Regions from separate parts of the Homo sapiens genome. Here region 1 is linked to region 2. A link is a loop called in an ENCODE intact Hi-C map of the cell type or tissue named here. Cell type or tissue: lower leg skin. All regions are shown on one strand.

The links. Hi-C counts contacts between places; a loop is a spot of excess contacts. Peaks named below come from ENCODE experiments on the same cell type or tissue, not always from the same donor. Only the 100,000 strongest peaks of a DNase experiment are listed, where the experiment ranks them.
Region 1: it touches region 2 in a loop (13-fold over the local background); 1 of 110 quality-filtered maps calls a loop at or near these places.

The regions. Positions count from the first base shown.
Region 1 is chr6:22,055,238-22,057,737 of GRCh38, forward strand. CASC15 (cancer susceptibility 15) reads left to right here. Exons shown (of 12, transcript NR_015410.2): 8 at 1,309-1,453. Among named protein-coding and RNA genes, the nearest start is that of NBAT1, 91 kb to the right of the region's middle. In lower leg skin, no CTCF peak of the experiment used is centred here; a DNase peak (open chromatin) is centred at 1,402.
Region 2 is chr6:21,165,987-21,168,486 of GRCh38, forward strand. All of the region lies in intron 13 of CDKAL1 (CDKAL1 threonylcarbamoyladenosine tRNA methylthiotransferase), which reads left to right. Among named protein-coding and RNA genes, the nearest start is that of LINC00581, 340 kb to the right of the region's middle. RefSeq lists an enhancer at 416-560 and a cis regulatory region at 488. In lower leg skin, no CTCF peak of the experiment used is centred here; no DNase peak of the experiment used is centred here.

The sequences.
Region 1 (2,500 bases), 890 kb after region 2:
ATACACACACACACACACACACACACACACACACACACACAACTGAATACATTGTTCATAGTGTTTTCTAATTCAGGGAAACTGGAAGATGATTTGAAAGTATTATGTTCAACTTTGTATTTATTCCAGGAAAATTTACATAAGGAGAAAATACATTAATCTTGGCATGTAATAAGAACCTACATTTTGTTATATAATTCATTTTGTGATTTACATTTCTATAATTTATTCAATAAGCCTAATAAATGTTAGGTAATGAATGAATTTAGTTTCATGAGTAAAAAATAGTACATGAATGATCTGTCATTGTACAAAACTGCTGAATTATGAATATGGTTTTTGTGAGTATTTTCTTCCCTTCCTCCTTGTCCCATCCCTATGTCCTTTCTTCTTAACCCTAACCTCCTACAACCAGAGGATAGCACGTTGAGGGAAGAAATCGTCAGAAGTTTTAATATAATTATATTCAGGATGAGAGTTCTGTTCAACACAACATCATTGGTTAATTTAGTAATTTCTAGAATGCTGCCCAGACTTGAAAATACTTTCAGTACTCATTGCTGAATATTGCTGTTCTCTGCATGTTTTTCTTCTGGGATTGAACTGGACAGGATTTTGGCTTTTTAACACATTCCAGTGGGTATAAGTATATTGGCTAGCAAAGATTCCCTTAATTGACCTGGTTTTAATAAAAAATCATCCAGTCCTCCTGCCACTAATTTTTCTCTTCTTTGAAACCACAGATTAATAACCTGGTGTTATCTCTATCACCGAGGTGAGAAATTCTGCCAAAAGTGGTTTACAAAAACAGCTTTGGGGTTGGATCTGGAGAGTGGCTATGATTTTACCAAAACTAGATCCCTGTTTTTCTTTTAAATTACATATGGACAGTTTCATCAATTAAGTTACCAAATTCATATTTTATATTCTGTTCACATATCAGGAAGCATTTAGCCCAAACAAAGTCTGTTCACATAAAAATTTCTTTTTGGATATTTTCTTCTACTCTGAGGACACATGCCTGCCTTTCCCCAGTATGTTCTCTCCTGCTCCCAGTACCTTGAGTATAGTGAGCATTCCATAAAGAGTCAGTGAATGAATCCCTTTTTCATTGTGTCTCCATTATGTAGAGTGGAAATCTGTGCTGGAACAATAGCTGGTAGATGATCTGCACCAGGGAGGCCTGGGCTAGACTTCAAAAGCTGTTTCCCCATCCCGGCAAGGCAAAACATGTTCTTTATAGGCTGGGAGGTCACAGCTCTATCCCCGTTCAAGACTGCACCTCCTTTTTTCTCTCTTCCTTCCCAGGAGCTGTGGAGTCCAAGTGTGACTGCCAAGAGGAATCCAGCAAAGCCAAAAAGCCCAAGCATGTAGCCCTGCCCGAAGCACGCCACACGCATGGAAAACCCAGAGGAAATGAGTGAGGATCAATGGGAAGAAGAGAGCCAGCCAGGTGAGCAAGCTCATCAGTCTGGAGGCTAGCGCCACTGGAAAGAGTCCCGGGCGGTTCTGTTTATTTGGCAAGTTCGGGCCATGACCTGAGCTTACACTAAATTACCTCAGAGCAAATTATTTTTTACCAAGCCACGTAAATGTTAGGTCGTCTCCCTAGAGCTTTTGGGCTGAAGACAGATGACTACATCAAAGGCTGCTCTTGAGTTTCCAGGTGTGGCTGGGGGAATTGTCTGTCTTCTTTCAGGAAAGGGTTAATTTCTAACTCTTCCCCTTTCCCTTCCTCAGGTGAATTATTTTGTTTCATGCCAATTTAAGTGTTACCTAGAGACCTTTTACGTAGAGCCAATTAATTAATTTATTTATTTTTATTTTTATTTTTTGAGACGGAGCCTCCCTCTGTCGCCCAGGCTGGAATGCGGTGGCGCAATCTCGGCTCACTGCAAGCTCCGCCTCCTGGGTTCATGCCATTCTCCTGCCTCAGCCTCCCGAGTAGCTGGGACTACAGGCGCCCGCCACCACGCCTGGCTAATTTTTTTGTATTTTTAGTAGAGATGGGGTTTCACCGTGGTCTCGATCTCCTGACCTCGTGATCTGCCCGCCTCGGCCCCCCAAAGTGCTGGGATTACAGGCGTGAGCCACCGTGCCGGGCCAAATAGAGCCAATTTAATTGAACATAGAGTCCTCTGGTTTTGGTATGAGTGGGTGTGCCTCTGTGCCTGTCTTCATAAGAGGAGGCCAAGGCTGTGTTTCTTCTTTATAAATACAAATTTCACATTACGGTCTTGTGTGGATATATTCTGAAGCATCCTCCTAGGTAAATTGAATTGGACTATGGTGAATTTTTTTTTTTTTTTTTTTGGCAGGGGGAAGGATTTTAATAATTAAATCACTGGTTGAAGGCTTGTGCAAAGTTTGGTGCTATATTAGGATTTACCAGGGTTCCACTGTGATTCTAAGTTCATTTTAAATTTCTGCCCCCTGCCTTCCTTTCCATTTATGTTAAGTGTTATTACCATGTGGAGAGAAGGTATTTTAATAACAGAAT
Region 2 (2,500 bases):
AAAGTAACTAACCATTCTATGCTGTAGTTCCCGAATCATCAGATAGGGAATAATAATAGTGCTTACCTCATAGAGTTGCTGTGAGCATTACACATGTTACATATATGAAGTACTCAGAACAGAGCCAGTACAGAATTAGCATTCATATTGTTAGGAGTTGACCTGATAATTAAATTGGGAAGAAAAAGGGGGTAGTCGTAGGGATACAGATGTGTGAGAGAGCCTGCCATGTTCAGATAACTTCATGTAGTTTTTCACTATTACCAGAAAATGAGGTATGACGTGAAAGAGTGCAGAGAGGTGGGAATTGTGAAAGCAGACTTTATTCTGTAGGTAATGAGGGACCGTTAAAATGTTTCAGGTGATTAGATTTGGACTTTGTAAAGAAAATTCCCCTACCAGTTTTAAGGCTGGAAGAGGGAAAGGTAGGGTGAGTTTGAGGATAGCATGAAGTAGATCATACATAACATGCCAGGCACGAAATGGCATAGACCTGCAGGAGTGCCAGTGGAAAAGATGCTACAGCTTCTCCTGCAGCAGCTTCGTTAAAGGCTAATTGCTTTAATAACTTCTTGATAGGCCAGGTCCTTTGACATGCTAGCCATCAACCAATCCAATCTCCTCATCTGAAATTTCACTATTAAAAAAACTTCAGTGGACAAAGGTTTAGCTTTCAATAGACTAATCAAAGAGAGCATAGTAGAACATTTTGATTGAAAAGGAAAATGTTTTACCTGCTAAAAAGTATTTGGATTTTTAAATTTGGGATTTAAAAAAAAGCAGAGAGATAATCAAGTAACTGTGATGCAGAAGTTGCTAACCTCATTGTACCCCACTCTGACTGTCTGTCTCATGTGATGCTCCTATTCATATCTACATCAGTGCCGGTCTCTTAAGAGGGCAGGTGTGAAAGTGAAAAGAAAACAACCCTTGAAGACAGAACACCCAGACTGACATCTGGTTCCACCATATACCAGCTGGGTGACCTTGAGTATGTCACTTAACCTCTGGGAGCCTCAGTTTCCTTATCTGTGTCCTAGAGATAATGATACTTCAAATAGTTGTCATGAGGAACAAATGAGATAATGTAGGTGAAAGCAATGTGATATCAGAAAAGCAAAACAGGCACTGTGGCTTGCCTGTTTGTACATCTATTATGGGCTACGGTTAGTTTATGGCATATCCTGTAGTTCTAACAAATGTGCGCTTAGTTTCAATGGTGTTTTTGAGCCCGTGAGAAAGAGTTTGAGTAGTAATGCCATTAGATTTTAAGTTTAGAGTTGCTTTTCTAAAATATTTCTGCCAAAGGTACTGTCAAAGCTGACAACCAGCTGACTTAATCATTTCTAATTACTGTGCCACCAAAAGTAACCATGACTGATTCATATGAACTATGGCAGGACTGTTTTATAAATATTAGAAAACACTTAATTAGCCTGGAACCAAAGATGGCAATTAGTTTATAATAGATATGAAAACCCTATCCAACAATAGCCACTTAACTTTAAATCATTTAGCCCATGTCACCAGAATTATTCTTTTAGGACCTACTGTGGTCAAGAATACACACTCTCGTTCACATCAAATTGATGGCAAGTCCAAGATTCTCAGTATTCTATTCTTTGACCTTCCTTTGACACCTTAAGAATGCCCACTCTCAGATGGCTACTGCAAAGCTTGTAAACTGATTAAGTGACCAAAATCTTAACTGTATTATTAATGGATGGCCATGTGACAGTACCTTGTCTAAGACATTCTTCACCAGTGAAATAAATCAGGAGATTCCATTTTATTTAATAAATTAAATTCATGGCTTCATAAGCCTTACTCAAGGAGACACAAGGCACTGCCAGCTGATGTTATAATCTATGTCGGAGCTTCTAAGGCCCTCTGTCATCTCATTCCGCAGATGTCTTCAGAAGCCCTTGAAACTATTGCAAGCTGATAAGTAGACGTGCACACCCAAGAAAGTATACTAAATTATAAACAGCTTTGCAGAACTGGCAAAGCATTATCGTTTGGCAGTAAACCTGAGGAATGGTTAAGTTATGTTCCAAGCTGCATTTGAGATATCCTGCATGTAGTCAAAGACTGCAGTTGACCATAGGAAGCATGCTGACCGGTGGCTTGAGCATAAAAGCCGAAAATGCAGTTAAGTAGATCAAGATAATCAAGTTGAAGTCAATGTAAATCAAGTCAACCCTTCTTTCTGGGGGCAGTTGAGAACCTCAAACACCGTTGTGCCCAGCCTTCTGCTCCTCCTCCTCCTGAGAACCAGATCCAAAGCAGATAACATCCAGGTGCTCCATCTGTTTCATCAGTGCTGCTCAGGAAGGGCATTTGAGATTCAGTCAAGATGGGATCATTTTCAGGTTCCTAACATGTCAAGCAGCCTAGAAAGACAACTCATTTGAGCAGATGCTGTACAGGTAACATATGGAAGCTACAGAGAGATTAATTTTTATTCACTAGTGGGAAGACCCTTTAATACTTAACTGAC